Linked DNA regions of Homo sapiens: region 1 is linked to region 2. Evidence: chromatin loops called from intact Hi-C (ENCODE). Cell type or tissue: PC-9. All regions are shown on one strand. Each heading gives the region's core, and the rest is flanking DNA. Links, peaks and the distances in the headings are about the cores only.

The links. A loop is a pair of places that touch in the nucleus more often than their neighbours do. Peaks named below come from ENCODE experiments on the same cell type or tissue, not always from the same donor. Only the 100,000 strongest peaks of a DNase experiment are listed, where the experiment ranks them.
Region 1: a loop joins it to region 2, with 8 times the contacts of the local background. A loop is called at or near these places in 3 of 110 quality-filtered maps.

What each region holds. Positions count from the first base shown.
Region 1 is chr19:34,136,892-34,151,798 of GRCh38, forward strand. No RefSeq gene overlaps it. Among named protein-coding and RNA genes, the nearest start is that of LSM14A, 28 kb to the right of the region's middle. In PC-9, for the core only: CTCF peaks have their summits at 8,996 and 9,199; a DNase peak (open chromatin) is centred at 9,050.
Region 2 is chr19:33,424,278-33,439,184 of GRCh38, forward strand. All of the region lies in intron 9 of PEPD (peptidase D), which reads right to left. Among named protein-coding and RNA genes, the nearest start is that of CEBPG, 58 kb to the left of the region's middle. In PC-9, for the core only: CTCF peaks have their summits at 6,576 (motif pointing right) and 6,777; a DNase peak (open chromatin) is centred at 6,554.

The DNA of each region.
Region 1 (14,907 bases), core at 4,433-12,432, 710 kb after region 2:
CTGTTAGTCACCTGTTTAACCCTTTGGGGTACGATTTCACTTCTTAGCTCTGTGCTTGCAAAATAATTAGACATCCTGTTATCAAGAAAGTATGGCCAGATAAAACTGGTCTGGAAGTTACACAGTCAAGCTTAACTATTTTGAAATTCACCCATGTTGCTGAATAGATCAGTAGTTCATTTCTTGTCATTGCTGAGTAGAATTCCATTGTATTGATATACTGCAATTTTTTAAATCCATTCCTCCATTGTTCACTTTTCAGTTTCTGGCTATAACAAACAAAACTTCTATCAACATGGGTGTGCAAGTCTTTGTATGAATGTACCCTTTTATTTGGATTAATAGCAGTGAAATGGTTGTGTCAAACAGTGGGTGTATGTTCAACTTTTTAAGAAACTGCCAAACTTTTTCAGATGAGATCAGGTGTGTTTAGGGTGATATGGCCATAGACCCAAACTATTTTTCAAAGTGGTTGTTCCAGACCAGGCATGGTGGCTCATGCCTGTAATCCCAGCACCTTGGGAGGCTGAGGTAGGCGGATCACCTGAGGTCAGGAGTTCAAGACCAGCCGGGCAAACAGGGCAAAACCCTGTCTCTACTAAAAGTACAAAAATTAGCCAGGCATGATGGCGGGTGCCTGTAATCCCAGCTACTTGGGAGACTGAGGCAGGAGAACCAGGAGGAGGAGGTTGCAGTGAGCTGAGAGTACACCACTGCACTCCAGCCTGGGTGACAGAGTGAGACTCATCTCAAAAAAAAGAGAAAAACACAAAGTGGTTATTCCATTTCACATTCCCACCAGAAGTGAATGAGAGTTCTAGATCCATATGTCCAACACTTGTTAGACATTCTAAAAGTATGTAGTGGTATCTTGCTGTAGGTTTAATTTTTATTTATCTAATGACATTAAGCATCCTTGGCTGGGTATGGTGGCACACGCTTGTAATCCCAGTACTTTGGGAGGCCAAGGCAGGAGGATTGCTTGAGTTCAGAAGTTCAAGACCAGCCTGGGCAACATGGCAAAGCCCCTTCTCTATTTTTTTTAATTTTTAATATAAAAAAATTTATACCCAGCACTTTGGGATGCCAAAGTGGGCAGACGGTTTGAGCTCAGGAGTTCAAGACCAGCCTGGGCAACATGGCAAAACCCCATCTCTACAAAAAAATACAAAACTTAGCTGGGCATGGTGGCCTGAGCCCATAGTCCCAGCTACTGGGGAGGCTGAAATGGAAGGATTACTTGAGCCCAGGAGGTGGAGGTTGCGGTAAGCCAAGATCGCGCAACTGCACTCCAGTCTGGGCGACAGAGTGAGACGCTGTCTCAAAAAATATATATATATAAAATTTTAAAAAGACACTAAGCATCCTTTCATGAGCCTATTTTCCATTCATATATATATTTTTGGTGACGTGTGAATTCAAATATTTTGCCCATTTTTAAAATTAGTTTATTACTATTCATAAAAATCTGGGTTTCAGATTTTTATGTTTAATTATCTTTTTTTCAGATATTTGTTTAATTATCTTTTTTTTTCGAGGCAGGGTTTTGCTCTGTCACCCAGGCTGGAGTGCAGTGGTGCAATCACAGCTGGCTGCAGTCTCAACCTCCCAGGCTCAATCAATCCTCCCACTTCAGCCTCCTGAGTAACTGGGAATACAGGTGCAAGCCATCACACCCGGCTAATTTTTGTATTTTTTGTAGAGACAGGGTTTCGTCACATTACCCAAGCTGGTCTCAAACTCCTGGGCTCAAGCAATCTGCCTGCCTCAGCCTCCCAAAATGCTGAGATTACAGGTGTGAACCACTGTGCCCAGCCCTCATAAATATTTCCTTCCCTCATAAATATTTTCTTCCTCATAAATATGGCCTTCATAAATAATGTCCTTTTATTCTCTTAAAAGCATATTTCAAAAGCATTCTTAATTTCAATAAAGTTTAATTTGCCAATTTTTTTTTTTTTTTTTTTGAGATGGAGTCTCGCTCTGTCTCCCAGGCTGGAGTGCAGTGGTGTGGTCTGGGCTCACTGCAGCCTTCACCACCTGGGTTCAAGCAATTCTCCTGCCTTAGCCTCCCAAGTAGCAGGGATTACAGGCACACACTGCCGCGCCTAGCTAGTTTTTGTATTTTTAGTAGAGACGGGGTGGCCAGGCTAGTCTCGAACTCCCGACCTTAGGTGATGCACCCACCAAGGCTTCCCAAAGTGATCTGTCAATATTTTGATTTGTAGCTTTTGTCTTTAGTGTCCTATCTAACAAATATTTGCGTAACCCAAAGATTTTCTCCTGTATTATATTTTTCTCTTGAACTTTTTTTTTTGTTTGTTTTTTAAGATGGAATCTTGCTCTGTCGCCCAGGCTGGAGTGCAGTGGCACAATCTTGGCTCACTGCAAGCTCCGCTTCCCAGGTTCACGCCATTCTCCTGCCTCAGCCTCCTGAGTAGCTGGGACTACAGGCACCCGCCACCACGCCCAGCTAATTTTTTTTTTTTTTTATTTTTAGTGGAGACGGGGTTTCACCGTGTTAGCCAGGATAGTCTCGATCTCCTGACCTCGTGATCCACCCGCCTCAGCCACCCAAAGTGCTGAGATTACAGGCGTGAGCCACCGCTCCCGGCCTTCTCTTGAACTTTTCTAGTTCTAAGTTTTAGAATTACATCCATGATCTACTATGTTAATTTTTATATATAGTGTTAGATAAGGGTCAAAGTTAACTTTTTGCATATAGATATCCAATTATTTCAGCCGTTTGTTAAAAATATTTTTTTTTTTTCTGAATTGCCTTTGCCACTTTGTTGAAAATTAATTGATCACATAAATTTGAGTTTTTTATGGAATCTCCATTCTGCTCATTGACCTATTTATATGTCTTGACACTGATAGCACATGGTCTTGATTATCATAGCTTTATAGTAAGTCTTGAAATCAGATAAGTTTTGTTTGTTTGTTTGTTTGTTTGTTTTTGAGATGGAGTTTTGCTCTTGTTGCCCAGGCTGGAGTGCAATGGCGCAACCTCAGCTCACTGCAACCTCCGCCTCCCGGGTTCAAGCGATTCTCCTGCCTCAGCCTTCCAAGTAGCTGGGATTACAGGCACCCACCACCACGCCCAGCTAATTTTTTTGTATTTTTAGTAGAGGCGGGGTTTCACCATGTTGGCCAGGCTGGTCTTGAACTCCTGACCTCAGGTGATCTGCCCGCCTCGGCCTCCCAAAGTGCTGGCATTACAGGCATGAGCCACTGCGCCCAGCCGAGATCAAATAGTTTTAATCTTCCAACTATTTTTTTCTCAAAGTTGTTTTGTCTACTCCATGTCCTTTGCATTTCTAAATGAATCTTAGAATCAGCTTATCCAGATCAACAAAAAAAGCCTACTGGGATTTGACTGAAATTCCAGGGAATCTGAAGATCAATATAGGGCAAATTAACACCTTAAAAATATGGTCTTTCAAACTCTATGGATATGGTGTATATTTCCATCTACTTAGATATTCTGTAATTTCTCTCAGAAATGTTTTGTGCTTTTCATGAGCAGGCCTTGCACATCTTTGGTCAGATTCATTCCTAAGTGTATCATACTTTTGTGCTCTTTTAAATTGTTTTTGTTTGTATTTTAGAAACAGGGTCTCACTCTGTCACCTGGCTGGAGTGCAGTGGCAGGATCATAGCTCACTGAAACCTCAAACTCCTGGCCACAAGCAATCCTCCTGCCTCAGCCTCCCAGAGTGATGGGATTACAGGCATGAGCCACTGTGTCCAGACTATTTTTAATTTTTTAATTTAAAACTTATTTAAAAATTTTAATTTAATTAAAATGTATTTTAAATTTTTAGTTTTTTGCTAATATATAGAAACATAATTGATTTTTGTCTATTGATCTTGTATCCTGAAAATTTGCTTATTAGAATAGCTTTTTATACATTCGATAGGATTTTCCATGTAGACAATCATGTCAACTGTGAATAAAGACCATTCTCTTCTTCCTTTCCAGTCTGGATGCCTTTTATTTCTTTTTCTTGCCTATTGCACTGGTTTGAACCTACAGTACAATTCAGTGGGAGAATGGGTGGTCTTTTCACTAAATGAGTCTGGGTCAATTAGATACTAATATAAAAAAATGAATCTTATAAACCAAATAGTATCTGAGATAGGTCTCAATCAATTTAGAAGTTTATTTTTCCAAGGTTAAGGACTTGAGAAAGGTCCGTGCATTTCTCCAAAGATGACTTTAAAGGCTTCAATATTTAAAGGGAAAAAGCAGGCTGGAGGGAAAACAGGGAGGGAATGGTCACGTTACTAAATCCACGTGTCGCAAGAGAAAAAGAGCACATAAGGGAGTGAATAGTCAATCATGTTATTAGTCTCCTGCTCAGTAAATCAGCACTTTACATAAGATAAGGTGAACAAAGCATAGCTACCTGTGGAGATCTTTAACCTTTTATCCACAGCTCTCTGCTTAGGAACAAAAGGAAAGTTCGTTTCTTGCCTGATTCAGCTTTCAGCTTAATTTTTTCTCCTTTTGGCATTGTGAATTATTTTTTTCTGTGTACTCTCACAGAATGGAATGGCATAGTGAATTGGGGTCCCAAGTTTCTATTTTTCTTTCACAACCTTTACCCCTACCTAACACCAAACACAAAATTTAATTTGAGAAGCATCATCGACCTCAATGTGAAAGGCAAACCAAGAACACTGTTAAAGAAAATATAACAGATCAGGTTAATGTGTAAGCATAGGCAAAGATTCCTTAAACAGGATGCAAATACCAATAACCATGAAAGAGTAATAATTTATAGAATAAGTTTCAGTTGTAAATTAATTAGTAAAATGTGTGTACCTCAAAAAACACCATTAAGAAGGTGAAAAGGTAAGTGACGGGCCAGGAGAACACATTGCAAAACATGTGTCAAAGAGCCCTAGTAATTGATAAGAAAAAGACTGGACAACCAATTTTTCTTTTTCTTTTTTTTTTTTTTTTTTTCTTTTTTGAGACAGCGTCTTGCTCTGTCACCCAGGAGTGCGGTGGCGCGATCTCGGCTCACTGCAACCTCTGTCTCCTGGATTCAAGCGATTCTCCTGCCTCAGCCTCCCCAGTAGCTGGGACTACAGGCTCGTGCCACCACGCCCGGCTAATTTTTTGTATTTTTTGTAGAGATAGGGTTTCACCATGTTAGCCAGGATGGTCTCAACCTCCTGAACCTCCTGACCTCGGGATCCATCCACCTCAGCCTCCCAAAGTGTTGGGATTACAGGCGTTAGCCACGCCCAATTTTTTTAGAGGAGGGGAGGGGCAGAGGCGTGCCCTGACCTTCACCAAAGAGGATAGCCACAGGCCAATAAGCAGAAGAAAAGGTGTTTAGCATCATTAGTCCATTTGCAAATTAAAACCAGGACAGAGATACTGTTGCAGGGCATGTGGACCCCAAAATTGGGGCTTAACCCAGGAGGGTTCTTGGCTTTGCCCAGAAGAGAATTCAAGGGTGAGCCGGTGGTGTTAGCAACTTTTCTTGAAGCAGCCGTGAATAACAGCAGCAGAGGGGCTGCTCCTGCAGAGCAGGGCCACCCACAGGCAGTGTGCCCAGAGGAGCAGCTCAGAGGCAGTGCTGCAGTCACGCTTATACACACTTTAAATTATATGCAAATTAAGGGACAGATTATGCAGAGATTTTTAGAAAAAGCATGGTAACTTCTGGGTCATCAGGTCATCGCCATGGAAAGGGATGGTAACTTCTGGGTGGTGCCATGGCAATGGTAAAGTGACAGGCCACACCACTGGGTGTGTCTTATGGAAAGCTGCTTCTGCTCAGACACTGTTTTAGCTAGTCCTCAATTTGGTCCAGTGTCCAAGCTCCACCTGCAGGGTTGAGTCCTGCTCCCTGTCACAATACCACTACAAACCAACCTGCTCAACCCCACCATGGTGCAACCACTTAGGAAAACACACGGCATCTACTAAAGCTGAACATATTCACTCTATGACCTAGCAGCTCCATTCTTAGTATATATCCAACATGAGTGCTATGTCCACCAAAACACATGTATGATAATGTTCATAGAAGTTTTATTCATAATAGCCAAAAACTGGAAACAATTCAAACGTCCATCAACAATAGAATGAATAAATAGATTGTATCCATACAATGGAATACAGTCGTGTGCCACTTAACGATGGATATACGTTCTGAGGAATGTGTCATTAGGTGATTTCATCGTTGTGCAAACCTCATAGTGCACTTACACAAACCTAAATGGCCTGGCCTTTACCTACCTATGCTATATGGTATCGTCTATTACTCCTAGGCCCCTAAATTAATTGCACAGGATGTTACTGTACTGAACACTGTGGGCAACTGTTACACAGTAGTAAGTATTGGCCAGGTGCAGTGGCTCATGCCTGTAATCCCAGCACTTTGGGAGGATGAGGCAGGTGGATTGCTTGACGTCAGGAGTTCAAGACCAGCCTGACCAACATGGTGAAACGCTGTCTCTACTAAAAATACAAAAATTAGTTGGGTGTGGTGGTGGGTGCCTGTAATCCCAGCTACTCAGGAGGGTGAGGCAGGAAAATCTGAAGCCAGGAGGCAGAGATTGCAGTGAGCCGAGATCTGTGCCACTGCACTCCAGCCTGGGCAACAGAGCAAGACTCCATCTAAAAAAACAAAAAATAAAAAAAATTAAGTGTTTGTGTATCTAAACATATCTAAACATAGAAAATGTATAGTAAAAATACAATATAAAAGATTTTTCAAAAGGTACATCTGTGCATGACACTTACGATGATGGAGCTTGCAGGACTGAAAGTTACTCCGGGTGTGTGAGTGAATGAGTGGTGAGTGAACGTGAAGGCCTAAGACATTACTGTACACTACTCTCAACTTTATAAGCACTGTACACTTAGGCCACACTAAATTTATTTTTTAATGTTTTTATTTGTTCCATAATAAATTAATTTTAGCTTACTGTAACTTTATAAGCTTTTTTAATGTTTGACTTTTGTAGTCTTGTAACACAGCTTAACACATTGTACAGCTGCAAAAAAAATTTCTTTCTTTATATCCTTATTCCATGAATCTTTTCTATTTTTATTTTATTTTATTTTATTTTTAGTTTTTAATATAAACACACACATAAGCCCGGGTCTACACGGGATCAGGATCATCAATATCATTGTCTTCCACCTCAACATCTCGGCCCACTAGAAGGTCTTCAGGGACAATAACACTCATGGAGCTGTCACCTCCTGTGATCATAATAATGCCTTCTGGATACTTCCTGAAGGACCTGCCTCAGGCTGCTTTCCAGTTAACCTTTTTTATATAAGTAGAAACAGTACATTCAAAAATAACAATTAAAACTATTGTTTTAATTGGCACAGTGGCTCAAGCCTGTAATCCCAGCCCTTGGGGAGGCCGAGGTTGGGCAGATCACCTGAAGTCATGAGTTCAAGACTGGCCTGGCCTACATGGTGAAACCCCGTTTCCACTGAAAATACAAAAAATTAGCTGAGCATGGTGGCAGGCACCTGTAATCCCAGCTACTTGGGAAGTTGAGGCAGGAGAACCGCTTGAACCAGGGAGGCAGAGGTTGCAGTGAGCCAAGATTTTGCCACTGCACTCCAGCCTGGGCGACAAAAGCAAAATTCCATCTCAAAAAATAAAATGAGTACGGTATAGCACATACACATACAAAATGCTTATGAAAGAAATCCAAGACTTGAATAAATGAAGAGACATGCCATGTTCATGGACTATAAGACTCAACACAGTAAAGACGACAATCAGCCCGAAAATGATATACAGGTTTAATGCAATTCCAATTGCATTGTTACTGAAGATACCGTTTGCTAGAGGGCATGAAGCTTTTAAGTCGGCGCAGCTCATGCACCTGCTCAATGCAGATCTTGTCTTCTTGTACCTGAGCCCTCTGCTGAGTTAACTGCTACAAAGCTTCCTGCTGGTGGAATGCCTGATTCTGCCTTGCTGGTGTGTGTGGTTCCTGCCGTGAGTCCTTCTGAACAGGCCACTTGAATCAATGTTTTTTGTTTGTTTTTGTTTTTGAGATGGAGTCTCACTCCATCACCCAGGCTGGAGTGCAGTGGCAAGATCTTGGCTAACTGCAACCTCCGCCTCCTGGATTCAAGCGATTCTCCTGCCTCACCCTCCCAAGTAGCTGGGACTACAGGTGCATGCCACCACACCTGGCTAATTTTTGTTTTTTTTTTTTTGGTAGAGATGGGATTTCACCATGTTGGCCAGGCTGGTTTCAAACTCCTGACCTCAAGTGATCCACCCACCTCGGCCTCCCACAGTTCTGGAATTACAGGAATAAGCCACCGCACCCGGCCCGTGAATCAATGTTTAGTTGAATATAAGAAGACCCCGGTGAGCATTGCAGAGTGGTGGCGACAGTAAACTAAACTTTCAGTCCCTACACTCCATTTGGCCAATGAACTATGAGATGACAGGGATAAGGAAGGAAATGTAGACGAGGCTTTGAATGCCTCGGTAGGAGGGTCCATTTGCCCAGCCCCTGGTATGAGAAGCTCTGCAGCCCACGATGGGGAGCAGATGTGGGTTGAAATGAAACCAAATTCATGCTAAGAGGAGAAACTGCTCAGTGTTCATGAAGGGGACCCGGGTAGAAACCCACCTGCGGCCGGGCTGTGGGGACGGATTCATGTCTGGCTGGGATGGGTATTGGGGGTGGAAGGCGAAGACAACGGAATGACCCTGCAGACCCCGTGCTTGGGATGGGACTACCACTTGACAAAGCAGGGGAACGGCCAGACTCACTCCAACTCCTCCAAACTCCAATTTACGGGCGAGAAACGTTTGGGAACCCCCAAGACCCTGTAGAGCCAAAGCAGACAGGCAAGGCTACAATGGCAACAGTTTAGTAGGATTTGGTGAAATCCCATTAAAACGTTCAAGAAAGCTCTCCGCGTGTGGGAAGGGGTAACCTAAACAGCATCCCTGAGTCTGAAAAGCTATGGGCTAAGGGTGCACAAGTCAATTGAACCCTGTGTTGGAGTCGGACCAGTGTCCTCTGCCGCCATCTAGTGGAAATACACAGGAATGCGGACATTTTCTAAAGTGACAGATTTTTTAAGCAGTCATAAATTATTGTTTATTTTAAAGGTTTAAGCCATACCTTAAGACTGGATAAAACCCTTCATTTACATATGGCAGACAGAGGGAAAATACACTTTTTATAAAATGCTTAAACAACTTTCACTGTAGTAAGTTGGTTTGGTTAAAAACTATCATGTGATATCATTTGATGTAAAATATCTAGGCCGGAAAAAATGTATATATATCTAGGCCGGGCACAGTGGCTCATGCCTGTAATCCCAGCACTTTGGGAGGCTGAGACGGGTGGATCACTTGAGGCCAGGAGTCTGAGACCAGCCTGGCCAATATAGAGAAACCCTGTCTCTACTTTAAAAAAAAAAAAAAATAGCGGGGTGTGGTGGCACACGCTTGTAATCCCAGCTACTCGGGAGACTGAGACATGAGAATCACTTGAACCCAGGAGGGGGAGGTTGCAGTGAGCTGAGATCGCGCCTCTGCACTCCAGCCTGGGTGACAGAGTGAGACTCCATCAGAAAGGAAGAGAAGAAGAGAGAAGGAGAGAAAAGAAGAGAGAAGGAGAGAGGAAAGAAAGAAAAAGAAAGGGAAAGAAAGAAAAGAAAAGAAAAGAAAAGAAAAAATGCTTAGAATTCACGGAATAAAAGGAGTATTGCATGCATTATAAAAACTAATGGCAAAAACTATTTCAGTTGCCCAGCATATGGGGGGACATCCCATTGGGGAATAGAAATAGAAATACAAATCCTGATGATCACCAAATGTACTAACTTGTTTTTTTGTTTGTTTGTTTTTTGTTTTTCTGAGACAGTCTCACTATGTCACCCAGGCTGAAGTGCAGTGGTGTGATCATAGCTCATTGCAGCCTCAAACTCCTGGGCTCAAGCAGTTCTCCTGCCTCAGCCTCCCCAGTACCTGGGACTACAGGCGCATGCCACCATACCTGGCTAATTTTTTTGTAGAGACAGGGTCTCATCATGTTGCCCAGGCTGGTTTTGAACTCTTGGGCTCAGGCAATCCTCCTGCCTCAGCCTCCCAAAGTGCTGGAATTACAGGCATGAACCACCGCACCCAGCCTGAACTTGTCCTTTTTTGTTAAAGGTGTTAACCAAAGTCTTGGAGGTACACCACTGGCAAAAGTTTAACAAAATGCTTCTGCATGAGAATCTAACCTTAGGGTTAGTTCCCTGAAAGCATGTGTCAACTACGTTGCTAGGCAACATTGCTTAGAGTAAAAATGATCATTGGTACCTTGTACCTGGAATCACCAGGTAGTCGTATGTGGTATTTATACCAGTTTTTGCTTTCTGAGTGTGGAATTTTTGTAACTGGGCATGTCCCTTGCAGAGACCCTGGAAGCTATGTTTATGGAATTGTTATGGGATGGTCTCCTGTGAGGCATCGGGCTTTTAAATCAGGAACGCTGGAAGCAGTGGCTCATGCCTATAATCCCAGCACTTTGGGAGGTTGAGGTAGGAGGCTTGTTTGAGCCCAGGAGTTCGAGACTAACATGGGGAACATAGTGAGACTCCATCTGTACAAAAAAAAAAAATTTAATTAGCCAGGTATGGAGGCATGCACTTGTGGTCCCAGCTACTGGGGAGGCTGAGGCAGGAGGAGCGCTTGAGCCCAGGAGTTAGAAGCTGTGATGAGCCACGATTGTGTCACTGCACTCCAGCCTGGGTGACAGAGTGAGACCCTGTCTCAAAAAAATTGATGAAGCCATCATTTAGGGCAGCTCTCCTAAAGGCCCAGTGTAGATCTCGCCTGTCTCCTTGTATCTACTGAGTGAACTGCATCAAGGACACTAGATTAGAGGAATGACTACCTGAAGGAAGCCGCTTTGATAACAGCTAGGGCCCCTGCGCTTCATCCTTCTAAATACTCTGAATGTGACTCCTGGTCATCTCGTGAGTTTGAATAAGCCCAAGAAGACCACTAGTGGGGATTGCATAAGTTACATCAGCCAAAATGATTCTTCTTTTCTTTTCTTTTGAGACAGAGTCTCACTCTGTCTCACAGGCTGGAGTGCAGTGGCCCAATCTCTGCTCACTGCAACCTCCACCTCCCGGGTTGAAGTGATTCTCATGCCTCAGCCTCCCAAGTAGCTGGCATTATAGGTGCCTGTCACCACACTCAGCTATTTTTTGTATTTTTAGTAGAGATGGGGTTTAGCAATGTTGGCCAGGCTGGTCTCGAACTCCTGACCTCAAGTGATCTGCTGGCCTCAGCCTCCCAAAGTACTGGGATTACAGGCATGAGCCACTGCGCTGGGCCCTCTTTTGTCTTCTTTAATTTGGAATGCTTCTTTAACTTTTTTTATTTTTCCTTTCATGACATGGACATTTTGAAGAGTACAAGCCTATTGTTTTAGTAGAATGTCCTTCAATTTCGCTTTGTCTGATGTTTCCTCATAGTCAGATTCTGGGTTGGGGCTTCCCCTACTTTAGGGAAGTCCACTCTGATACCCTCCCCAAGCCTTGCTCTCAAGTTCACAGCCAAGGGGTCAAACCCATTGGAGTCTGCCCACTGCCACCTTCTGGAGCACAGGTTGGCAAATTTTTTCTCTGAAGGACCAGAGAGTAAATATTTTAGGATTTGCAGGCCAAGTGGTCTGTGTCACAATTTGACTTTGCCATCGTAGCCTGAAAGCAGCTACAGATAACACATAAATGAATTAGCATGACTATATTCCAATAAAATTTTATTTACAAAAAACAAGTGAAGGGCCAGATTTGGCCCCTGACTCTAACCCATGTCCCAGCCCCCAAAACCTCCAGAGTTCCATGCCCAAACAGCCTCCAGTCTGTTTCCAGGGTAGGCCTCTCTTTCCTGCATGCTGTATCCTGAGGGGCATCATATTGCCATGTGGGTGTATGTTTTCCCTAGACTAAGAGGTGGCTGGGTTTTGTTTTGCTTTGTTTGAGATTGAGTCTGGCGCTGTCGCTCAGGCTGGAGTGCAGTGGCACGATTTCAGCTCACTGCAACCGCCGCCTCCCAGGTTCAAGTGATTCTCATGGCCTTGTCAGCCACTGCACCCGGCCAAGGTGGCTGTTTTGAGGGCAGATGTGGATACACAAGCTGAAGTGTCTGCAAGAGTGCAGGTGAAGATTCAAGGAATCCTCCCACCGCAGCCTCCCAAGTAGCTAAGACCAAAGGCATGCGTCACCATGCCTAGCTAATTTTTTAAAAAATTTTTAGAGGCCGGGTGCAATGCCTCACGCCTGTAATCTCAGCTCTTTGGGAGGCCAAGGCAGGCAGATCGCTTGAAGTCAGGCGTTCAAGACCAGCCTGGCCAAAATGGTGAAACCCCATCTCTAATAAAAATACAAAAAAAAAAAAAATAGCCTAGCATGGTGGTGGACACCTGTAGTCCTAGATACTCAGCAGACTGAAGCAGGAAAATCACTTGAACCCAGGAGGCAGAGGTTGTAGGGAGCCAAGATCACGCCACTGCGCTCCAGCCTAGGCAACAGCGTGAAACTCCATCTCAAAATAAATAAATAAATAAAATAAAAAATAAAAATAAAAATAAATTGTTTTGGCCAGGCACAGTGGCTCACACCTATAATCTCATCACTTTGGGAGACTGAGGCAGGCAGATTGCTTGAGCCCAGGAGTTCAAGACCAGCCTGGGCAACATGGTAAAATTTTGTCCCTAAAAAAAAATTTGCTTTTCCTAGCTGGCACAGGCCAGGTGTGGTGGCTCACGGCTGTTATCTCAGCACTTTGGGAGGCCGAGATGGGCAGATCACTTGAGGTCAGGAGTTCAAGACCAGCCTGGCCAACATAGTGAAACACTGCCTCTACTAAAAATACAAAAATTAGCCAGGCATGGTGGCACACACCTGTAATCCCAGCTACTTGGGAGTCTGAGGCAGTAGAATTGCTTGAGCCCAGAAGGCAGAGGTTGCAGTGAGAAAAGATTGTGCCACTGGACTACAGCCTGGGTGACAGAGCGAGACTCCATCTTGAAAAAATAAAAAAAAATTAGCCAACGTGGTGATGCATGCTTTTAGTCCCAGCTATTCGGGAGGCTGAGGTAAGAGGATTGCTTGAGCCTAGGAGTTCAAGGCTGCAGTGAGCCGTGATTGCATCACTGCACTCCACTCTGGGTGACAGAGCAAGACCCTGTCTTGACAAAAAAAATGTTTTTTAAGTTTTTGTAGAGACAGAGTCTGGCCATACTGCCCAGGCTGGTCTGGAACTCTTGGGCTTAAGTGGTCCTCCCACCTCAGCCTCCCAAAGTGCTGGGATTATACGTGTAAGCCACCAGCCCAGCTACAATTCTAATTTTTCTTTTCTTTTCTTTTTTTTTTTTTTTGAGATGAAGTCTCACTCTGTCACCCAGGCTAGAGTGCAATGGTGTGATCCTGGCTCACTGTAACCTCCGCCTCCCGGGTTCAAGCGACTCTCCCACCTCAGTTTCCCAAGTAGCTGGGACTATAGGTGTGCACCACCAGGCCCGGCTAATTTTTGTATTTTTAGTAGAAACAGGGTTTCACCACGTTGGCCAGGCTGGTCACAAACTCCTAACCTAAGGTGATCCACCCACCTTGCCCTCCCAAAGTACTGGGATTACAGGCATGAACCACCGCACCTGGCCTAGAATTCTAACTTTTAGACATTTAGACACATGGTATGTCATCTCCATTTGCACTTTGCCCCTGCCCATAATGCAAGGGGCAGCCTGTGTGAAAGCACAAACGCTTCTCAGAACAGCCTTAGCCAGGCTGGCCTGGTCCCCACAGATGTTCACCAGGGAAGGGAGTCTGCAGGCTGGCTTCTATCTCCACATCTCCCCTGGGAGAGTCCGGAGCAATTCCTGGGCCATGCCTCCCAGCCTCCCCTTGCCTGCAGCCACTCAGCTCAGCACCAGACCCCAGCCTTGGTGCTCAGCTTCTCAACAACAGAGCAGAGAAGACCCCAAACTGGCCAGTTCCTCCGTCTTCCCACCCTCTACTTCTGGAATCTCTTTTCTCTTTCCTTCTTCCTTTTTTTAATATACATTTAAGGGGTATAAGTGCAGATTCCTTAAATACATATATTTCGTCATAGTGAAGTCTGGGCGTGTAGCGTACCCATCACCCGAATAATGAACAATGTACCCAACAGGTAATTCTTCAACCCTCATCCCCCTCCCACTCTCCCACGTTCTGGAGTCTCCAATGTCTATTATTCCACTCTGTATGTCCATATGCACCCATTGTTTAGCTCCCACTTATAAGAATACACAGTATTTCACTTTCTGCTTCTAAGTTATTTCTGTTAGAACAATGGCCTCCAGGCCAGGCATGGTGGCTCATGCCTGAAATCCTGCACTTTGGGAGGCCGAGGCGGGTGGATCACCTGAGGTCAGGAATTCAAGACCAGCCTGGCCAACATGGTGAAACCCTATCTCTACTAAAAATAAAAAAATTAGCCAGACATGGTGGCCCACACCTGTAATCCCAGCTACTTGGGAGACTGAGGCAGGAGAACCATGTGAATCTGGGAGACGGAGGTTGCAATGAGCCAAGATCGTGCCACTGCACTCCAGCCTGGGTGACAGAGCAAGACTCCATCTCAAAAAAAAAAAAAACCAAAAAAAACAAAAAAAATAACAATGGCCTCCAGCTCCATCCCATGTGGCTGCAAAATACATGATTTCATCCTTTTCTAGGGCTGAGTAGTATTCCATGGTGTACATATACCACGTTTTCTTTATCCAGTCCTCCGCTGATGGACACTTAGATTGATCCATGACTTTGCTATTGTGAACAGTGCTGTAAGGAACATACGAGTGCAGGTGTCTTTTTGATATGATTTATTTCCCTTTGGGTATTTA
Region 2 (14,907 bases), core at 3,061-11,060:
AGAACCGAAAGAAATTCAAAGCTCGCAGTACCCGCCTTGAGGGAAATTCGCAATCTGTGACTCTAGACCTGTGTTTGGCACCTTGAGCCAGCGAGGGAGCTCCGGCTTTGGAAGGCCTGGGAAGAGCTGTGTAAACACAAGCACCATTGGCCAACTGTTCTCTGACTTATTCTGGGATCCACACCTGTTCGCGTCTGACCCAATCTCACTAATCCATGCTGACTGTAGAGATGACACCTTTCTTGGCCCTAGAACAAAAACTCCCCCTTTTAAAAAGGACCAGAAGGCCAGTGTGGTGGTGCATGTGTGATGGTGTACTCAGGAGGATGAGGCGGGAGGATCGCTGGAGTCCAGGAGTTTAAGCCCAGCCTGGACAATCTAGTGAGACCCGGTATTCGTCCATTTTCAAGCTGCTGATGAAGACATACCCGAGACTGAGTAATTATAAAGGAAAAGAGGTTTAATGGACTCACAGTTCCATGTGGCTTGGGAGGCCTCACAATCATGGTGGAAGACAAGAAGGAGCAAGTCACATCTTACATGGTGGCAGGGAAGAGAGAAAATGCGAACCAGTGGAAGGGGTTTCCCCTTATAAAACCATCAGATCTCATAAGACTTATTTACTACCATGAGAACAGTATGGGGGAAAGCACCCCCATGATTCAATATCCACACAGCCAAACCATATCAGACCCCAGCTCTTTAAAAAAACAAAAAAACAAACAACAACAACAATAAAAACCAGGTTACCCTCAGATACATCCAGAGAGGCTCAAACCACATGACCAGGAAACAAAAAGAATTGCCAGAGGCCAGGTGCAGTGGCTCACACCTGTAATCCCAGCACTTTGGGAGGCCGAGGCGGGTGGATCACTTGAGGTCAGGAGTTCAAGGCCAGCATGACCAACATAGTGAAACCCTGTCTCTACTCAAAATATAAAAATTAGCCAGTCGTGGTGGCACACATCTGTAATGCGCCACTGCACTCCAGCCTGGGCGACAGAGTGAGATTCAGTCTCAAAACAAACAAACAAACAAACAAACAAAAAGGCTTGCCAGAGTGGCAGATGATCCTAGTTCAACACAACCCAGAGGCCACATTGTCCCTCTAAGGAACGCTGGCACCCTGTCTCCATCCTCCCCAGGAAGGTGTGGGGGAAGCAAGCCAGGTATGCAGGGAGCTTTCTGGAGGGGCGAGCAGGGGCAAGGGGAGGGAAGGGGCTGCTTTTAAGTTCACATTTCCCAAAGCACAATACGAGTCCACGGGATGACATTATGTAGTACCCCACTAGCATATTTCCTTCATGCACTAGGTATTTATCTTGAAGCGCTAATGTCTGTTAATGGCAAATTAGATTGGGTTTCATTCATGACGAGGATAAAAAGCATCTTAAAACATATATTTAAAGGAAAAAAAATGAGTCAATTGAAAGAAAACGATTAAGCAGATAATAGTAGAGGTGAGACAAGAACTTGACCAAAACTGCCAGGGTGTCTCATGGAATGACTAACTCTGGGAGATCCCGCCTTAAGGCTTCTTTGAGGAAAAGCCTGGTTTTTCGTTCTTGGGCAAGGCCTTTGGTTCAGAAGCTCCCCAAGTCCCCAGATGGCAGCCTCAAACTCCTGGGCTCAAGCAATCCTCCTGCCTCAGCCTCCTGAGTAGCTAGGACTACTGGTGTGCACAACCACACCTGGCTAATTTATTTTATTTTATTTTATATTTGTAGAGACAGCATCTTGCTATGTTGCCCAGGCTGCTCTCGAACTCCTGGCCTCAAGTGATCCTCCCACCTCGGCCTCCCAAAATGCTGGGATTACAGGTGTGAGCCACTGTGCCAGGCCCAGGTTCAATATTTAGGGAACACATGTTTGGCAGAGGATCTCAGGTCTCATGTCACTGCACTCCAGCCTGGGCAACAGTGGGAGTCACCCAGATCCCACCTTGTAGAGTGAGGACAGAATCCCCAAGTCACCCCTTCTAGAAAAAGCAAGTGCTTTGCTTTGGATTCCCTCTAGGGCATTTTTCTGTTTTGTCTTGAAAGAGTCCAGCACTACTTTATTTCTAAACATCAAATTGCTTTTTCAGCCTTACAATCTGAAAATACTTCACAAATGTGTCGTTTCAGATCTAACTTTCTCTGGAAAGTGCTGTTTCCTATCAATGTCTTTCTAAAGCACTGTCGCACCTGGGCCCAGCTCTGGGCAGCCCCTGCAACTCACTCAGTTCATCCTGAGGGTCTAGTACCCAGTTCCCTCCCTATCGTCCTCTGCTGAGGGCTCTGGAGAAGAGAGGAGAAGCAGTCTGTCCACATGGACTCACAGCCACTCTCGGTACTGTGAGCACAGGACACTGGATACAGGGACCTGGTCACCCGGGAGGCAGCGCCAAGCCAGTGGTCACTGCGCAGCAGGTGGCCTTGGCTACCCCATTAGGCTGGAGGGAACCAGGAGGAGCTGGGTCACTGAGGAAACAGGAGGAGCTGGGTCACTGCAGCCCCAGATCCCCAGCACCTGCAGGAAGCGAGGACCACAGATGCCTGTGAAAGACGTCTCCTCTCTGAGAAGGTTCTTCCAAGCATCCAGGAACCACAAGGCCCAGGACGCAGCGAAATGTGCCATGGAGGGAGGCCCAGACACCATCTGTCAGGGCCAGCCTGGACAGGCCCTAGGTGGGCAGGGCCCCTCCACCGCGTGCGGCTGTGTTTTATGGCAGCGAACCGGCTGTTAGGCGTGAACTGCCGACAACCCCTCTTCTAATGAGCCTTTCCATCCTCACTCACGACTCCAAACGTTATTTTAGTCACACTTGGCTGAAGGAACAACAGGAACGCTATTTATCACTTTGAAAGTCTTTATCTACTTAAGATGATGAATGGGGGTGGCAGTCACGCCGCCCCTACAGAGAGCAGCCTTGAGAAGAGGAGTGCCTTGGCCAGGGATGCACTCCAAGCATGGAGCTGGGGAGGCGGAGGCTGTCGTGGCTCATGGCATCTCTAGCATGTTCTGCACCTGTGCCCCATCGGGGACCTCTCAGTGCGGATGCCACCATCCAGGTCCTCAGCACCCTCTCGTGCCACAGAGCACAGAGGTAGGAGATGGGGGAAGTGGGACAGCCCCAGGAGCCCCCCATCGGTCCCCACCTGCAGCAGGATGTCCACTTTGGCTCCACAGAGGATGGGAGGGGCGATTTAAGAACCAACTCACATGTCCTAAACCTTTGCTGCTGACATCCCAGAGACACAGGGCAAGTTCCAAAAAATCCTCCAATCGGAGGATGCCAGGAATAACTCTTGCAAATTCAACTTTGGGGTAGCTTAAACCTATTTATCAATAGCTAATTAATAAAGTCTAAGTCTTTGGATGACAGGATGATTAAACTGGTTTTTAAATAATCCATTTTTAATTAAAATGCTACCCTCTTTTGGCTTCTGGATATATTCAAAAGGAAGCCTTAACAGATCTTGTTTTTAAATATACATTATACGAAGCCAATAATTAGAAGAATTTGTGCTTTTAATTATATCTTAATTATTCTTTGCCTATCGATGCAAAGTTAAATATCCTTTCTTTATGACACCAACACTACTCCCCAAAGCCAGTAGATTGCTAGCAGGAATTGTGTGTGTGAAGCCTGCTCCCGGAGATCCGTGCAGCAGTGACGGTGCCTGTAGGCAACCCATACCCCCGTCCTGGCAGGCGGCAATCTGATCATGGCAAAGCACTGGCTCTGGGCAGCACTCTCCTGGCCCCCACCTTGTAAGAGACACGCTTGAAGACAGAAGTGGTCGTTATGTGATGAGGGTCTGGGCCCCCCTCCTGCATAGCCAGGAGCCAGGAAGTTCCTTGACTTTACTCGCCAGCCTGCACACACTCTGAAGCATCTCGCCAGCGCCACCCACTGAAATTTAGAAAATTCGCACAGTGCCAAGGAGGGCTTGGAGGATGCAGAAGAGGGAGTCACGCCCGTGGATGCCGGGTTTCCTGATGTGCTTTGCTGGGTCCCCGCAGGGAGCCCAGGCATCACACACCTGTCCAGCATACCCCGAGCTCCCTCTTCCAGGACCCACAGCAACACCTATCCCAAGCCCACCCACTTCTAGCACCTTCTATCGGACACCTTCCACACTGACCCTCAACCACCTGCCAGTCTTTAACAGGTCCCCTCCTGGCCCACCTTCCCACCAGGAGGTCATGGCTAGAGGGGTCTCAGTGGACTCCTGGCAGCTGCTGCCCTTCAGGAGCTGGGAGGATGTCCACGCTCCACCTCCTGCTCACCGCCAGTTACCATCCAAAACCACCGTGGGCCAGGCTGACGCCCCTCTCCAGAAATCTCCCTGGGTTCCCCAAGGGGCTTCTCCCACCTCTCACCACCAAAAGCCCTCTGTAGGCAAGTCCCTCCCCACACTTCTACACTGCAGAACTTTCAGCCTGGCACCCTCCCGTTCCCTCCCAGTCTTGAAGGGCACTCCTAGAGGCAGGCCCATGTCACCCATACCCAAGGCTGGCCACAGTGATGAGCACACAGTAGGTCCTCAGTAAACATGTGAAGAAAGGGTAACGGATGGCAGGAACAGCAGGCCTGAACATGCCCAACAATCCAAAGAACATTCACACATACATGCACATATGCATATACGCACACATCCACAGGCAGCCGAAACCCTGTCTGCCCAGGCAGCCCCGAGTGGAGATCTAGCCCTGTGTTCACTCTGCTTCCTCTTTCTGGGCACATATCTTAGCCTCCCTGCAGCTAGGCTGGGACCATAGGACTGACTCTCATCCCAAGAGGAATATGAAATGACATGTGCTGCTTCCAGGCCATGGCTTTTAAGAGTGGGTGTGAATTCTTCATGTTCTCTCTCTTCCTTCTCAGAGGGGGCAGAGTTGGGCAGTGGAAGCAGCCCTGCATCCCTGCTGGAGGAGAGCCACTGGGCCAGCCACAGATGGCAGCATGAGCAAGAAATGAGCCTTTACCGTGCTAAGCCACCGAGATCTGGGTTTCTGTTGTTACCACCCCAAAGGCTACCCTATACTGACTAATACACCTGGGAATTTAGAATACAGCAAAAATGGAATTTTACAATGGGGGGCAAAGACATTACTCCAAAGACAACAGGTCACTTAGTAATTACGCGGGGGCAGAAAAGCCAGAATCCTTGTTTATATATTATTCTTAAATGCAGTTTAGCTCAATTAACGTATTAAATATAAAAGACGAAACCATGTGGATACACAGATATCTATTAAACTATACACAGCAGTGTTTGAAATATTTCATAATTATGCAAAAACTGTTATTTAAAAGAAAGTCATCAGACTATAAAGATAGAAAAAACATGCTGATAACTGGATTATATTGAGGTAGTAGAAAAAGCAATTTCGCAAAGGCATAAACTATACAGGAAAGGACCAACATGACAACTGATATTTACAATTTCTGTACATCAAATTGGGAAAAATATTTCCAACACACAGAACAATAGTACAAAGAGCCCAATTACAGAGCAATAAGTCACCCACAAATGTCCCGATTGCAAATGGGCAAAGGACTGAAAACCCACAAAGATAAATGCCCAAGAAATACTTACAAGAGAAGTTTAAGCTCGTCAGTAATCAAATCAGCAAAAATAAAGACGGGGTATTACTTTTCCCTAATCAGAATGATAAAGGTGAATAATGGAAATAACACAATTAATCTTGAGGCCTGGGTGGGCACACCGGCACTCATGGTTTGGGAGGAGGGGTGTCCTGCACGCTGGCTGAGAACATGGCTTCTGGAGAGAGGCCACCTGGCTCCTCTAAGACCCATCTGTCTACTGTGGGGTCTCTATAATGCAGAGAGGATGCCACACTCCTCTCCGCTCCCCCTCACGGGATTAAATGAGAACATCCCCGGGAAGGACATGGTATCTGCTCACCAGACACTAACCCAGCCCCAGCCGTGAAGGGAGAACAACTTTTCTAGATGGCACTGGGCTTTGGGCATCAACATTTTTCCAGCAATTCCATTTGCAGGAGTTTACCCCAAGGACACGGTCAGTTTGACACCCGAGAGACGGCGAGGTAGGGTTGACGGTCGAAGTGTCGTTCACACTGGGAACCACCTGGCTTCCGGGGGCAGTCTGGGTAAGTGGATTATGATGCAGCCCCAGTGTGCCCCAGTTCACTGCCAGGAAGAGACTTCTGCTGCAAAAACTCTGCCCAGTGTGAGCCCAGCAGATCAAAGCCCGTCTGTCTGTGCCCCAGAGAGACCGGAAGCCTGTTTGCTACAGCAATAAGGTTTTGTGTGCCTCTGCATCAAAGGGTTTTTTTCCTATCTTGTTTATAATGTTCTGTACTGACTGGATTTCCTACTGGCATATGTATCTTTTTATCAGAGTAAAGCTATTTTCATTTTGAAAACACTTTTGGGAAGAAATAAAAGCTACCTGTCAAAGACCTGCTCCCCTCGCCCCAGCCTCGCCCCACTGGCCCCAGGGGGCTTCTTGTCCTGATGTGTTCTGCCCAGTGGACACAGCGCACACTCCCCAAGCACAGCTGCCACCGAGGACGACACTGGGAAGCTGCCACCAGAGGTCGCAAGTGCACGCCGTCTGCCACGCACACAGAGCTCCTTGAAAAACCTTCAGCCTGGCTGAAGGAACCACAGTGTATCTCTGTTTTGATACCATTGTTGTGGACAAAGTAAAAAATAAGCAATCCAGCCAGGTGCTGTGGCTCAGCACTTTGGGAGGCTGAGGCAGGAGGACTGCTTGAGCCCAGGAGGTCGAGGCAGTGAGCTATGATCGCACCACTGCACCCCAGCCTGGGCAACAGAGCAAGATCCTATGAAGGAAGGGAGGAAGGGAGAGAGGAACAGAGAAAGGGAGAGAGGAAGGAAGGAAAGAAGGAAGGAAGGAAGGAAGGGAGGGAGGGAGGGAGGGAGAGAGGGAGGGAGGGAAGGAGGGCAATTCAAGCCCAATTCCTTCCCGAAGGAAGGAAGAGAGGGACGAAAAGAAAGAAAAGCAATTCAAGCCCAATTCCTCCCTGACTCTATCAGGAAACTCTACCATGGGTTGAAATCACCCAAAATCTGAATGTCCAGGTCCCCGCCGGAGGCCAGGGCTGGGGGCCCATCTTCATCATCCCAAAACTCATGTGGGAAATTTCCCCAAGAGGAGACAGAAAACAAAGCAAAGATTTCCTCTCTTCATTCCGCCCAAGACAAAGCATCTGAAATTCCACTCTCGATGTTTCCTTCATTATCTCCCACTTTCTACCTCTCCTTTTTGCCACAGGGGGAAAAATTCTTCCTGGGAAGGACATCCTCGGAGACACTCCCCTCCCAATTAACACCCATCTGGCAGCACCTCTGCCTGAAGATGGGTAGCAAATGCTAGTGGAGGGACCACTCTTTCCTGCTTCCTGGCCTCATGATCAAAATGGGAAGATTAGGCAGGTCGTGGTGGCTCAAGCCTGTAATCCCAGCACTTTAGGAGGCTGAGGCAGGTGGATCACCTGAGGTCAGGAGTTCAAGACCAGCCTGGCCAGTATGGCAAAACCCTGTCTCTACTAAAAATACAAAAATTAGGCAGGTGTGGTGGCAAATGCCTGTAATTCCAGCTTCTCGGGAGGCTGAGGCAGGAGAATCGCTTGAACCTGGGAGGCGGAGGCTGCAGTGAGCTGAGATGGCGACACTGCACTCCAGCCTGGGTAACAGAGCAAGACACCACCTCAAAAAAAAAAAAAAAAAAGGGAAGATTAAACCCAGAGTGACCATTACGAGTCTAAGAGTCATAGGCTGAAGCTAAGAAGTCTTCCCAGGTAAGGGCCACTCTGGGAAGAAAGTGCAGCCCTATCCCTTCCTCCACCCAGAGCTCCTGAGCTGCTCCACTGCACCGGCAGGTTTGGAAGCAAGCTCTGTCGGCAAGGCTCTCTGGTATGCAGCCTGGAGAATCCAAGCCCCTAGAAGGCCTGCCAAGTCCTGCTTCAGGAGCCCACTTAGCCTTCTTCTCTGGAATCAGATTCTTTGGCAAAACCTCTGTCTGCACACGGAGGTATCCCTTTTGCACAGGGAGCTAGAGAAGTCAGAGACTGGTTGGAAAACAGCCTTGCTTGTCTCCTCTGGCTAAACACTCCCCACACGGGGCACCCCACCCTGGGGACCACCCACCCAAGCAAAAGGAGCCCACCCCACCCCAGGGGAACACCGACAGCTCAGGTTTCCACTGCAGACAGGATGGGGCAGAACCCGCAGCTCTGAAGAGCCGATTGAAAAAGCAAATTTCCCTCTGGTGCTCTCACTGGAAAAAAACATGATAGCTCTCTCCCCTGGGAGCAGGAGGAAGCCTCTTTGTCCAGGAGGACTGTGCTGTTCCTTGGAAACGAGCCTGCTGCCATGAACAGATCCAGCAGGTATGGGCAAATCACCTAGAATGCATAAAACATTACGTTCGCCAAATCCCCCTGGACAGAAATCTCGGATTCAGCAAACAGCTCAGATCTGAATGGATTTCCACTCACAGCTTTGAAATCCCCCAATTAAAGGCACAAGCGCATGGCAAAGTTGGAAGCTTTGGCGCTTCCGGGCTCCCAGTACCCACAGCCTGGATGGAGATGGTGGCAGTGACATGGCCTGGGTCACATGCACACGCCTTCCAGAGGCACCTCGGCCTCCTCGGCTATAGCAGCTAGCGGGTGTGGCTGGCCTGGAGCGACAGGCTCCCTCACTGCCATGCTGCCTGCAGCTGGGTTCCCTTGAGTGAAAACACTTTAAGGGAATTGTTTCTATCCCTCCATTCCTGAACAAGCCAGTGGTCCCCAGGGCCCCAGGAGCTACACACCCATTTGCATGTTGTCCCTAATCAACTGCAATCCATGTCAATCAGGGCCTTACTGGTCTCGGGCACAGAACATGCTGGGTGATGCCTCAAAGTGCCAGCCTCCCCAGCAACTTCACTAAGGAAGAGGTTTCTTTATAAAATGTCTGCAGTCTGATGGCTGGCTCTCCTCTCTTTCAGTGTGAGCTGCTGTTTTCTCCTTAAACTGCAGAGCCAGAGCTCTCTTCTCCCTGCCAAGGGGGCACGCCCACTCCACAAACACACAAGGTACACCAAAGCCCTTGAGACACTCTTGGAATAATGATGCCCACTCTGTACCTCCAGGGGACTTAACTAATTTATAAGGCAATTTTAATAATAACCATATATTAATTTTACATCCCCTTTTTTACCTATTTCAGTGGCTATGAACTGTTAGGAATTAGGTAATATATTACAATGGGCTCCTGGGGTCTTTTTATTAACTAATGCCCCATATTTAAAAACCTTCTTGTCAAATGAGAAACATTAAGAAGCGCTGTCCCTTTTATAATTGCTTCTAATAGACTCGATATTCAGGTCCTGGCCTGAACAGAGAGCCCAGGCGATACTTCCTTAAATTGCATTTAACTTTTCATTTTCTTTCTGTCATCGGCCAACCGAATAATTCTGCAAGTGCACAAATGGTCATTTTACCGTGTCGGTCTGTAGCTCTGGAGATGTCTGTAAATCTGCAAGTTAGGAGGACCACTCAGGTCAAGAGATGCACAGCGTTTCTGCCCGGAGTCTGGCCGCAGGAGCAATGCTTGGCCATTTTGGTGTGTGTGTGCAAGCCTATTTATCAAAATATATGCCAGTAAACCACACCCATCTTAAATACCCAGATTGATGACATCTCACAAACGTGCCCCGTGGGTGAAGACCCCAGGACATTTCTTGTCTCCTAGAGGGTTCGCTCACCACCCCTTCTCTTCCCCTCTCCTCCTCTGTCACCAGTTTTGCTTGCTGGGAACTTTATGTCAGTGGGATGGTACGTGCCTTTCTGAGCCTGGCTTCTTTTGCTAGACATCACTTTCAGCGCTGTTCGTGTCCCTGACTGTGGCAACAATCTGCTCGTTTTCACTGCCCGACAGTTCTCCCTGTATGGACACCCACAGTTTACCCACCCGCCATACACAGGCTTGGCATCTCCCCAGCTCTAGACTCCTCCCCCACCTCATGTGTCTCCGGTGCACATGGGGCAGGCAAAGGGGGAGTGTGGGGCGCCAGGCATGGAATGCTTGGTTTTGTGTGGACGCTGCCAGCTGTGTAACGGCGATGGTTCTAGCATCTCTGTTTTCTGCTTTTTTATCCCCCCTGGCAGAGAAGAAACTTTGAAGCTCATCACTTTGTGGGCCTAGGCTGGAGGCATCGGGGCACCTCAGTAGGCCCAGGGGCTACTGGGCATTCCTCCACTGCACCATCCCTGGCAGGGCAGGCGGGAATGGGGTTCTCCTAATGTCAGGATTCCCCGCAGGACGAGGGCGCATCTGGCCTCCCTTGGTCTCGGGGGTGAACTTCACAGAAATGGAAAGTTTATCGTGAATGAGGAAAGGGCAGTAAAACCCAACCCCATTTACTGGGTGGGGAGAAAGCTGCCACCCAGGGTGTCCAAATCAGCTGGGAAAGGTCACGCCCTTTGGGTGGTCACTGGGCCTTGGGAACGGGGCCAGAACCCAGCCAGGTGGAGCAGCAGAAGCCTGGCACATCACACATACGGTCCAGCCCTCCTCGGTCCCTGACCCTCCCTGTTCTGGGAGTGAAGGACTGAGACAGGGCACTCAGGTGTTAAGGTTGGGGGGTGGTGGGGTGGAGGGGGCAGGTACAAACCCCTGAGGACGGCCTGGAGGGAAGGCAGCTGGGTAGACAGCAGCCTCCATGCCCAGGGACTCGGGAAAGATCAAAGTGTGAGCCGGAATGCGATGCCAGAGGAAGACGAGGGATGGAAGAGGCAGAGAACCTTGGGCGCTGGGGAGGCCAAATGAGGTGGCTGAGACGGTAGCTCCCTCATCCATCCGGCATCTCCAGGCAGAGGAGAGCAAAGGCCTGGCCACCCGCGGCTGCCCGAAAGCCACCAGGATGGGATCCTTTGTTTTCATTTCCAAACCCAAAGGCCCCTCGGCTGGGCCGGCGTCTGATCCCGACTCAAAGCCACAGGGAGCCTCAGCTGGGACGCAACCTGAGGGCTTGGAAAATGGAGGACCCAGAGCCAGTTTTAGCAGTTGATGAATAATAAATGTAATTAACATGATGGAAAACAGAAGCTGGAGGCCCGGCTGAGGCCCCAGAGAGTGACTCATCAGCTGCCTCCCTGTCACTTCCGGCTGCCCGGGCCCCTCGGCAGGGACAGGTGCCAGGAGGTGAGGGGCGCCGAGCCCAGACGAAGGACAACTGGGGCAGGTCTGGCTGGGGACAACAGCCCCTCCAGAACCAACCCCCCTCGTTCGGTCCCAGCAGGGCCTGCCCTGGTGCTGGGGTCCCTGGGCCCTGCAGCACGCCTCTCTGGCCTCAGGTGCTGCGCTTGTAAAGTGGGAGTGACAGCCACGCTTTGGCTGTTGTCCTCTGGGCACTGTGTGAGAATCTGCTGATGCTCGTATGGCCGTTAGTTCTCAATCACGACAGGACTGGGTGTCAGAACCTCCCAGGGCCATGGGCAGAGGCCGTGCAGCCCAACCCACGCTCCCATGGCGTCCCTGGATTGGTCACTGGGATGCTCAGGTGAGTCTGAGGCCAGGGGGTGCCCTCCAGGCTCTCAGCAGGTCCTCGGCCTTCCCAGGGCTGTAAACACTGGTGGAAGGTGGGGGCATGGGAGAGGCATACTGGCCTCCAAGAAGCGGTGAGCAGGGAAGGGTGTGGGCAGCTGCTGGAGGAGAATATGGGTCTGAGGTTAGCGCAGCCCAGGGCTCCCTCTGACATCTCTGCCCCCATCTTGGTTTCAGGGCACTGCTTTTGGCCTAGAAGAGCAGAGGAGAAAGAAGCAGAGGAGTGGGAGGAGGAGAGCGGGGAGAAAAGAAGGGAGAAGGGAGGAGAAGGAAGATGGAGGAAGAGGAAGGAGAGGGAGAAAGAGGAGGAAGAGGAGAAGGAAGAGGAAAGAGAAGAGGGAGAGGGAGAGGGAGAGGAGGGAGAGAAGGAGAGGCGAGCAGGAAGAAGAGGAGGAGTGAGAAGAGAAAGAAGCATGGGAGGAAGAGAAGGAATGAGGGTACTCACCAGGCAGCCTTCCCAGCAGGCCCCATGCCCTGCCTAAGAGGCAGGCGGGAGCCGTCCTCAGCATCTCCCAATGGCCGAGTACAGGGGTGCTTCTGCCTCATCATGATGGGCCTGGTCTGAGGGCTCCAGTCCTGCCTGGGCTGCAAGGCTGCATGGCTGCATGGGCTATGAGCCAAGTTCCTGCCTGGCAGGCCGCACTCGAGAGACCCACCCCACTCCCCTGCAGGGGCAGAGGGGCTGGGAGAAGAAGATGTTTAGGTCCTGCCAGGAAGGTCCTCTCACCACAAATTCCACCTTTATGGGAAAATCAATGTTATTACCTCCTCCATCTTCCCACACTTGCTGCTGGTCTAAAGCAATCACCTCATGGGCACTGAGCCAGAACTGAGCCAGCGCTCTGGGGTCACTGGCCTGCCCACCCCTGCCTTCCGGGAGGGCCAGGAAGGGAATTGGTTGGAGAGAGTCAGCATGCCTAGCTCTCTGGGTGCGAAGAGAGGCCCCTGGGGCCGGTTCATTGGGTCCGAGCACCAGCCATGTGATGCCTCGCTCACAGCACTAGCAAGGCAGGCCCCTAGTCCACAGGGAGGAGGGAGATCTTGCTTAACTACAAGAGCGTTAAAGTCCGATGAGGCAGAAGCCACAGGGTTTGATGGAAGACTTCCTGGAGGAGGAGGAAAGAAAAAGTGGGAAATCCAGAGAAGCTGGCACGGAAGAGGAGCAGCAACCAGGCAGAGCAGCCAGTGCTCCAGGGGCCACGGGAGAAGCAAAACAAGTGGGGGTCTCTGAGAACACGGCCCAGGAGCCTAAAGAAGAGACACACCACCCCCAACCACCGGGCTCCGGCCCTCGGAAAAGCTGTGTTGCCTGGCTCTGCACACTACTCTGAATGTTAGTGTCTCAAAACAGTCAACTTTTTCCTTTCAAGAGTCTTCTAAACGATAGTTTAACTACCTCCATCAATTGGCTGGCAATTCCACGAACAAATGGTTCTCTGCTTGTCTCGAAGTTCAACTACTTTTATTTGTCCCCAAGTATTTGGCAGGAACCAGTTGCATCAATAAAGAAATGCCAATTTTCAACAGCCACACGAGATGCAGGGGTTCAGATGGATTTTGTGTCGGCAGACAGGGCGCCTGGAGGAGCTGTTATTAACAGCCAGAGGAGACACGGGGGCAGGCCTGGGAGACAGCACTCCAGAATCAGACTAGATTAAGAAGATACTGTAGGCACCAAGCCTCTAAGCATCATAAATAATGCTAAAATTTTAGACTGTGGTTGAACTCTCTGCTGTCACAATCGTTTAGATCATGATGCGTTTGATGTTTTATAGCAAGATGACAAATATCTTTCTCAACTGCTAAGTGCAGAGAGCCCGTTGGAATAAATCCAACCAAACTGCCCACCACAGGTAAGTAGGTGGTGTCATTAGGAGGAGACTTGGGGGGGCGGTGGTGTCAGAAATGCCTCAGGCAGTGATTTCCAAAGGCACGCCCCGACCGTGCAGTTCAGGCCATTTTTCTCAACCCTCGCCAGTTTCTGGCACATAATCTCATTGTTGGAAGAGGCAGGGTCCAAACTCTGAATAACACATGGAGTCTGACACCCTGGCTCTCCCCTCAGCAACAATGAAGTCACAGCAGAGCCAGAGAAAGGGACAGAAAAAACAATGCAGGAAGGACAATGTGGTGAAATGTCTAACCGTGAAACAGGAGCCGGTGCATGAGAGCCACGGGCAATTCTCCTGGGCTCCTGGAAGTAGCCCTCCAATCACACCAGCTGGCTCCCTGCCCAGACACAGGCTGCAGGGATGTCCAGGAACCCAGCTGGGATCTCAGAGGGCAGACCCAGGGTGCTGGGTTTCTAGCATGGACCCTCAGCTGGGCACAGAGAGAAGAGAGCCACCTGCTTGCTGGGCCCAGAACGACTCCCCACAGTTCTCCCAGGGTACAGGCTGTGCCCACTCTGCAGGGAAAACAATGCCCATCTTACAATCCTGCCCTGCAGGGGGCCCCAGACCAACACAGCTGGCTATCTCTTCTCTGAGCCAGACCAGGGTGACTCTTGTGGTTGCCAGAAAATGCCAACTGCGGGACATCAAGAGAAGAGGCAGGTCCAAGGGTCTCTCTCCCCTGCCCTTTGCCTTATGAGGTCTGATGCCAAGACCTACGTCAGGGCACTCTATGCCCCCAGTCTTGCCAACGGTGAGTGTTTCCACTACCCAGGACTGGAGTGGCCCTGAGGTGATGGGGGGCGGGCAGGGTTCTGCTGGAAGCCGACAGCCCAACCCTGGCAGGGGCAGCTGTCCAGGAGGAAAATATTCTCCCCAAGCTTTCTCCTCCTCGGAGCTGAACTGTGACACCTCAGTACCAACCAATGGCAACCCTGGGACAAAGGAGTGCTTCCTGCCCTTTTGAGACGGAGTCTCATTCTGTCGCCCAGGCTGGAGTGCAGTGGCACGATCTCAGCTCACTGCAACCTCTGCCTCCCGGGTTCATTCAAGAGATTCTCCTGCCTCAGCCTCCTGAGTAGCTGGGATTACAGGCACGCACCACCATGCCCAGTTAATTTTTGTATTTTTAGTAGAGATGGGGTTTTGCCATGTTGGCCAGGTTGGTCTCGAACTCCTAAGCTCAAGTGATCCACCTGCCTTGGCCTCCCAAAGTGCTGGGACATAAGAGACAGGTGGCGTGCCTTCTAGTCAAACAGGGGCCTATGCTCAAGGCCAGGCCAGTGGCACAGTTCTCCTCCCTGGCAGTGCAGAAGTGGCTGCCCAAGGACAGGACATGGAGTCGAGGTTGGAGGGGCTGCTTGAGACGTCATGGACTGTTTACCCCACGTGCTTCCCCTGAGGAGGGAAAAGTGC